3 separate regions of the Homo sapiens genome follow, and all the other regions are linked to region 1. A link is a contact called in ENCODE Hi-C or POLR2A ChIA-PET data. All regions are on one chromosome and are shown on one strand. Each heading gives the region's core, a stretch centred on a gene start or an enhancer-like site at or near the end of the contact. The rest is flanking DNA. Distances are from core to core; before and after follow the strand shown.

The links. A loop is a pair of places that touch in the nucleus more often than their neighbours do. ChIA-PET counts read pairs that join two places held with the same protein, here RNA polymerase II (POLR2A). Pooled maps may share reads with other maps.
Region 2: a loop to region 1 is called in a pooled map, with 2.8 times the contacts of the local background. The contact joins two enhancer-like sites. A Hi-C loop is called at or near these places in 1 of 168 maps with a recorded cell type or tissue (posterior vena cava) and 1 of 50 pooled maps. POLR2A ChIA-PET finds 5 or more read pairs at or near these places in 2 of 52 experiments (OCI-LY7 and activated T-cell).
Region 3: a loop to region 1 is called in a pooled map, with 6 times the contacts of the local background. The contact joins two enhancer-like sites. A Hi-C loop is called at or near these places in 3 of 37 single-sample maps with no recorded cell type and 3 of 50 pooled maps. POLR2A ChIA-PET finds 5 or more read pairs at or near these places in 1 of 52 experiments (activated T-cell).

Annotation. Positions count from the first base shown.
Region 1 is chr4:88,319,493-88,322,135 of GRCh38, forward strand. All of the region lies in intron 3 of PPM1K-DT (PPM1K divergent transcript), which reads left to right. Among named protein-coding and RNA genes, the nearest start is that of PPM1K-DT, 36 kb to the left of the region's middle. RefSeq lists an enhancer at 1,347-1,426. Within about 2 kb of position 1,304, at least 16 of the 41 ENCODE cell types and tissues checked have a DNase peak (open chromatin) inside an H3K27ac peak, as active enhancers do.
Region 2 is chr4:88,658,212-88,660,854 of GRCh38, forward strand. HERC3 (HECT and RLD domain containing E3 ubiquitin protein ligase 3) reads left to right here. Exons shown (of 26, transcript NM_014606.3): 10 at 204-280. Among named protein-coding and RNA genes, the nearest start is that of NAP1L5, 38 kb to the right of the region's middle. Within about 2 kb of position 1,305, at least 5 of the 41 ENCODE cell types and tissues checked have a DNase peak (open chromatin) inside an H3K27ac peak, as active enhancers do.
Region 3 is chr4:88,610,985-88,613,627 of GRCh38, forward strand. The region is part of intron 3 of HERC3 (HECT and RLD domain containing E3 ubiquitin protein ligase 3); the gene reads left to right. Among named protein-coding and RNA genes, the nearest start is that of HERC3, 20 kb to the left of the region's middle. Within about 2 kb of position 1,292, at least 14 of the 41 ENCODE cell types and tissues checked have a DNase peak (open chromatin) inside an H3K27ac peak, as active enhancers do.

The DNA of each region.
Region 1 (2,643 bases), core at 54-2,553:
GATCAAACGCAGTGGGGCTTAGGCTGGGGAGTAATGCATATGGATCTGGTGCCATTTTGAAGGACATTGTTGAAGGCAAGGGAAAGCGTCCCCTTCACTCTCTGAAGGTTTGCTGAAAATATTTAACAAGAAGACGATTAATAGGAGAAAAGGCATACAAATTTATTTGATCATAGTTTTTCATGACACAGGGGCCTTCAAAATGAAAGCCCTCCACCTCGAGGTTACAGAAAGAATATGGATTCAGAGCACAGCCAAAAACAGGCTATGGTGGTAAACTAGGCTTTAGTGGCAAAACAGGTTATGAGAGAGACAGAACAGGAGGCCTGCCTAGCAAAGTTGGCCTTATTATATAGATGAAACCTCATGGGTAGCAGACAGAATAGATGACAAATTCTTCTTACCTTTACCAAATTCTCTCACCTCTAAAGGTGTCAGACTCTTAATCTTTCCTAGATCTGACAAGGGAATCCTGGCTGCATGAATATAGATTCTCTACAGATGTAAATTTCCCCCAGGAAAGACAGCTTTGTAGGGCCAATTCCGTTTGCTGGCCCTCTGGCAGTCATCTCAAAGTATATCAAAGAAATATATTTTGGGGTAAAATATCTTGATTTCCTTCCACATCGAGGATGAAAGTTGCTGAAGAAAGGAAAAAAATGTTGGTAGCTCTTGCAGTGATCTAAGCAAAAATTGAGGCACTGGAGAGGAGACTTATTGAGGGGTATGAATCAACAGAGCTTGATTAAGTCTAGGGGTTAAAGGAGTGATTGGGTGACTGAGTGGATAATGGTAACAATCAAAATAGTATCTCAAATTCTACAAGATTCCTTTTGAGCTAGAGTTTGCTCAAAGTACATTCAAAGCAGCACCTGTTGAACTCTGACAGCCCAGAAAAACAATAGCTAACTCACGCATGGCTAAATAGCTCTTAGAATCATAGTGAGTCATTGTTTTGGTTATATTAATGGATTAATTCAGTTAATCCTCACAAAAACCTCATAAAGTAGGCAGGACCATATTCCATTTTACAAATGAGGAGATCAGTTCAGGAAATTAGAACAGAGAGGTGAACTAACTTAACCAAGGTGATATAGCCACTAAGTGTTGGAGTCTGACTTCAAACACAGTCAGTTTTTATACTGCCTTGTTTGAAGCCTGGGGTGAAGATGGAGGTGGAGTGCTGTCCTGGGAGTGGGGCTGAGGGATGCAGCACTTTACAAGGGCAAAGTTTCCTACAAATCACCTTTAAACATCTTTCTTCCTTCTCAAAGTTCACACTCACCCTGGCTGCCAAGTGCTCCCTGCTCCTCGGGGCTATTGCTGTGCTGTTCTTGAGAGCTTCCTCCTTCCACCAGACAGTTTCTGTTCCCCTTAGTTCTGAGAAATGTGGCCGTCCTGGCCTAGCACCCTCCTAGGAGAAGTGAAGTCCCCTGCAGATCTTTCTGTTTGTTTGTTTTTCTGGAGCAAACAAGCCCTGCTTTCAATTCAGGGAAAGGTGGAAGGAGAACAGAGGTCTGGGAATGTGAAGAAGCTAAGACAGTGGATTTGATTGGGCACTTGTTTTGTTTGTGGTGTCTCAGGGATATTCAACTGAAAAGAGAAACCACAGAGATAGGAAGCCAGAAGAGGTTTGAAATTCTTTTGAAATACTTACTAAATATTTGCTTTCAGACACTTTGCAGGAGTATTCAAACAGCATCTCCCTGTATGTTGGAAAGCAGCCCGTGTACACAGCTAAATATTTTTTCTAAATAATCTTGAAAAGGAAACTAAACCAATCATGCATCACTGACAAAGATTTTGTCTTTTTTTTTTTTGAGACAGAGTCTCGCTGTGTCACCCAGGCTGGAGTGCGGTGGCATGATTTCAGCTCACTGCAACCTCCACCTCCCGGGTTCAGGCGATTCTCCTGCCTCAGCCTCCTGAGTAGCTGAGATTACAGGTGCATGCCACCACACCCGTCTAATTTTTGTATTTTTAGTAAAGATGGGGTTTTACCATGTTGGTCAGGCTGGTCTTGAACTCCTGACCTCGTGATCTGCCTGCCTCGGCTTCCCAAAGTACTGGGATTACAGGCGTGAGCCACTGCGCTTGGCCTGTCTTTTTTTTTTTTTTTAATAGGATCTGTTCTAAAAGTAATTTATGATTTGCATTCTGAAACTTGCCATCTAGTCAAGTTTAAAGACCCATGTAGGAACAAATATCATAAAAGTACAAAAAATTGATCATCATATGTATGTAAATGTTGTAATTTTTAAAAAGTCTTCGTGATAATGAAAAGAATCCATGTTGACTATAGCAAACATAAAATACAGAATTTAAAAAATTCCTCTTACTGTCACATATAAGCACCATTAACATTTTGGATGTATTCTCTTCCAGACTTCCTGCAATCTCTTTCTTTCTTTTTGATTACTATATTTCTTTATATTTTATTACTACGGTTGTTGCTAGTTTTCCATTTCAAACATAGCTATTTTCTCTACATAATGCATAACCTGCTATTTAAAAAAAAAACAAACTTTGTTTAAAAATGTACAAAATTAACACATTCTCATCCAAAAAAGAGGTCTTGCAGTGAAAAAGCATATAGGGTCAAAATGATATGTTTCCCTGGTCCCATTCCCCAAGGTAGCCTCA
Region 2 (2,643 bases), core at 55-2,554, 340 kb after region 1:
AGGATACCATTTTATATATTTATTTTTAATTGAAGTAGAAACAGTCCTAGGCAGTGAGCCAGGGGAGAAGATTTCTTACTTCTGTGACACAATTAAAATGGATAGGTACCCACTCTGAAGTGTATTCTGCGACAGTAGAAAAGGGGATCAAGGAGAAACTTCAATTAATGAAAAATATGCTTTCGGAATTTTTTTTTTGACAGATCGCTTTAAATATCATATCGTTAAGCAGATCTTCTCTGGAGGAGACCAGACTTTTGTACTTTGCTCCAAATACGAGGTAAAATTTTTCTTGTGACTCTTATTTCCAGGAAGGAATAATAGTGAACCAACATTTCTTTTAACAAGTAATTACAACATAAAGAGCAATGTTACTCTTTGTTTCTACCAATCCTATGTTATTTTTAAAATAAGCAAACTAAATCTGGAAGAAGTTGTCTCCATTTGGCTCCCTTGAAGTGCCAACAATTCTCCTGGAATTATGGAGTTCTAATTTATAATTTGAAATTATTTATTTATATTTGTACTTGTTCCAGAAACTCTGTAAAGGATGCCTAGGGAGTTGGTGCTTACTTTGGCATTATTTGATTTTCCATTTCTTTTCTTCCCTGTTAAGTGGCAACAAATGCTAGGTGTTTGAGAACTTGGTGGGTTTCTTTGTTTGATGTGATTGAGTATATATATGTATGTAAGAGGTACCACAATTTTCAGATGTATTTTATTATTTGTAATCTGCTTATGACATGACACCAAAATTTCCCTTCCATTGTCTCCTGCATCACTATAGTGGATAAAGACACTGTGACATTGTCTTTCTGCCTGAAGGTAGAGTGTGGATCCAGGTTTCTGTGACAGGGCTCGAATTCCTTCCACTCTTCCTTGCTGGGGGAATTCAGTCTGGAAAAACTCCACAGATTTGTTGTCAGTGCTGGACTCCTTCCCCTGTGCTTTCTCTCCTCTCTTCTCTTCTTCCCCACCCTTCCTGCTTTTATTCAGCAAACATTTCAACAGGACCAGCTCCGAGTGGTGCATGGATCCTTATACTCTCTTGGAGGAGCAAGGGAATGGGCTGTTAGTGAAGAAAAAGGAGTCAGAATTGACTGGGAAGATAATGAGCAACTGTGGAAACCAGGGGCTCTTTCTGTCTTGGAAACTTTCTCTATTAGTTTGATACTTAGCTATCTTTAAGTACACAAAGTATTTGCCTTCTAGTCATTCTGATTCTGTGATTAGGTTGGAAAATCCTGGTGGAGCCCGAGGCTGTAGGCTGGACAGCTAAAGCTGATGATTAGCTATTTTCCAGGTCAGGTGCCTGAAGAAGGTGGCTTAGTGCTACCATCTGGCGTGATTTGGAACTGCTGCCCTAGACTTATTTTAGACCCAGCCTCAGAGTGTGTATTACAGAGAAATCCTGAGGAAGCTGAGGTTTTTCTTTGTTTCTTCAAGATGTCAATAAAACAAAATACAAAAGGCACTGACTCTGTGGAGGATAATCAGTTTTTGTCCATAAGTAATAGAGTTTTAAGTATTTATTTCCCCTAGAAACTAGTATTGAATAGTGTTATTCAATAGTATCCAACTTTAATTTTCCTGTGAAATTTAACATGAAATTTAGTTTTCTCTTGTAAATATAGTATCTGATATATGTAACTGATTTTTATTATTGTAATCAACACCTTGGGCCTGGAAAACAACACACTGATGAGAAGGAAGTGAAGTAGCATACTATTAGAGAGGCAGGGCAGGTTAAAGTTTAAACAACTGGAAAGAGGGATAGGTATGCATGAAAAGTGTAAGATCACAAAGAAAAAGGAAAGTAAACATTACTTAAGAAGATGTTGCTCTTTCTTTTGAAACTGAAACCTATGCACATTTACTTAAACTATTAACCAGAGATGATTATTTAGATACAGAGGCTGATCAAATCATATGCTTACCCTGTTACCATATCACTTAAAGAACCAAGAAAAAGCACCTGTATAGTTACAGCCTCTATTTTTTTTTTTTTGAGATGGAGTCTTGCTTTGTCGCCCAGGCTGGGGTACAATGGCGTGATCCCGGCTCACTGCAACCTCCACCTCCTGGTTTCAAGCGATTCTCCTGCCTCAGCCTTCTGAGTAGCTGGGATTACAGGCGTCCGCTACCATGCCTGGGTAATTTTTTTTGTATTTTTAGTAGAGACCAGTTTCACCATGTTGGCCAGGCTGGTTTTGAACTCCTGACCTCAAGTGATCTACCCTCCTCGGCCTCCCAAAGTGCTAGGATTACAGGCGTGATCCACCACGCCCGGCCATAGCCTCTATTTTTATAAAAGGCTGACTCATTCATTACTGCCAGGCCTTAGGTGAAAGAAGGGAGGGAAGGAGTTATATTCAGATACCCCTTTGCTACACTGATTCTAGGTCTTGGGAATTTAGTGAATGTAAACCATAGCATCTCCTTTTCCTGTCGTTTTGTTCCCTGGATAGAATTGAAGAGGGAATGTGGTTGGGATTGTTAGAATTGTGTGTGCATGTGTGTGTGTTTGTGTGTGTGTCTATCTCATAATCTTCTTTTTCCTGGAACAGTGATTCTTAACCTTGGCTGCCTACTGGAATCACCTGGGAGCTCTACAAAATACTGATGACTCTAGAGATTCTGATT
Region 3 (2,643 bases), core at 42-2,541, 290 kb after region 1:
GAGTGACTGCAAGAATCCCAAGCTAGAGGTGTGCCAAGAAGGCTTTGGGATTCAGCCTCGGAATCCAGCCCATGCTTGTGATCTAAATTTGGAATAAGGCAGGCTGTAGTGTAAATTACAAGAGATTCCAGAAATTTCTGTTGTTGGTTAAGCTTGTCTGTTAATTATAAACTCCATAGCAGCTTGGAATAATGCCTCTTTGAATGGAAAGATTATGTGGGTGGGTGCCTCCCTCTCTCCATTTAACTTTTTCGTTGGTAGGTGTGTTCTAAATCTGGATATGATTTGCGTTTGTTTTTAATGAGTGGGAAGAAGAGAATGAACTTGTTTTCTGTGTTTGCTTATTGAGAACCATGACCTGGAGAGCTGCTAGACATGGAAGGGAAGTCTGTGGCAGGCCTAGTTTGTTACAGGTATCTGTTGGTCTTGGCCCACAGGAATGCTACCCCCAAGTAGCTTCTGTGGTATTTGGGAAGGGAACATGATGGAAGGCCCCTTCCTTAAAAGAGGATTTTTCTGGGGGTTATGGGCAGGTCTGTGATTTCAGCTTGGTATCATTGCCCAGATTGGTTGACTTTGAAATATGAAGGATTTTAAAAAGTGAGTGTATGACTGTTCCTCTAAGGCTTTGAGAGTGTGAAGAAGTGAGTTGAAGGAGTTAATTCCATGGTGGCCAACTCCAAGTGGCTTACAGAGTTTTGAACCCAAGTGGCAAACTTAAGTTTCTTTTTCTTGCTTTGCAGTACTGGCTGTGAATGGAGTAATGCCTGACCATCAACACTTACTTTGCTGATTGGACTTGTTAATATTTCTAGTCCTAGCAGGGTGTCCACCAGCATGGGTATGGTCATCTAGCACTAGTCTGGAGGAGAATTTATTTCATTGCCTTGAAACTTTGTTTCCTGTTAAAATGCAAACAACCCTGGGAGCCACATAATCTGACCTTCCTGAGGGGAAGGAAAGTTGAAAGAAGGTACTGGTGTAGGAGATGCACCTGGACAAGTCTTCTAATGTGTGCCTTGATTCTGTCCTGCTAGTCATCATATACCATGTTATACACTCTGTCTCTAACTGGTTCAGCTGCAAGGCACATCAATTCATTTTTTTGGGATGCATTCTGTAGATGTGCCAGAGCAGTGATATAAAGCACCTCTCAGTGATTCTAAGGGTTTTGGAGATCCTTTTTTTCCTTCTTAAGAATATGTAACAGTTAACTATTGCTGTTGCTGACCCTGAGACTACTGTGGTTTCTTTGTACTCTCATTTCTGTACTTCTCACATTAGCAATACCCTTATGTGACCAACTGTGTGTGTGTGTGTGTGTGTGTGTGTGTGTGTGTGTGGTAAGAAGGAGGCATTTCAAAGATACATCAAATTCTGAAACTCCTGGTTATTCAGGCCCCAGATATTTTCCCAGTGTGTCAGGCAGCACACAGAGTTCTAGCTTAGGTGTGTCCATGACTCATTTGTGATTTGGCCAAGGGCATAGAGGCCTGTGATTCCCAGAAGCATTTTTCAGATGTAGTATATTAAGCCCCATCTAAACTCAATTTCCAGCTTTAAAAAAAAGTATTGGATTATAAGTCTTTTGCACATTCCTCTCTCACATGACTTTTCTCTCCTTCATTCTCACCTTTGCATTCAGACATATACCTCATCCCTCCCCGACAAAGCAGACAGAGTTTTTGTGATTGGAGTCATCATAGGGTTATTACTAATTTCCTTATGGTTTTTGTCCATGAATTTATTTTATAATTTTCTAAGACATAAAGTTACAGAGCTGGCATTTTAGGAAGTCTTGTGTGCCTTCCCCACTTTTTTTTTAATAAAGCAAGCAAACAAAACATAAGCTTTTTTTTCCTGAATGTTATTTTTTATAAGTGACTAAGTGGACATTAAGTAAATCTTGAGCTCTTTTATTAAACTAGAGACTGGTTGTCCATAGAAAGGATTCAATAAATACCTTAATTTACCATGCCTCTCATATTCCTACCTAGCCACATTGTAAACAGTACTCTTCAGCTAAATGAATAGTTCTCCTTTCCTCATACATACTCTGATTTCTAATATTGGGATTTTAGGGTAAGCTAATCTCTGTGTTATTAGGGATATCTGAACTTACATAAGTGTCTTCTAATCTTTCTCCCTATCTTGAATAGACAAGAACCGTGGTAGGGGCAGTTATTTAGTGTAATCTAATTTGACTCTGCTAAATTTTAAAATTCTCTGTAGACATACCAGGAAATCTTCTTATAGCAGAGCCCAAGGGTAACAATTTATAAGCAAGCTCTAACATTTCTGTGCAACTCTATTTGATTCATCTCTGTGATTGGTTCCTTTTACTTTCTCCTGAGTTAGTTTCCCTCTTGCAGGTAATTTAATCCAATTCACATTCGCACTTTGTATTCAGTCTAAGCATTTCCCTAATGCCCATCACCATATGTAACAGCTTTCCTGCTGTTTGATAAATGAGGTTTATAAAGCAGAACGTCCAAAAGCTTCAATTCCCAAACTGTGCTTGCTTCTAACCATGGTAGAAGTAATGCTTTCAACCAGCTTCTCAGGTTGCTCTCGGGCATCTGAAGGGCGCAATAACTCTGTCATGTTAATCAGCTCTTGCTGAAAAGCAAACCAGCTGAGCTG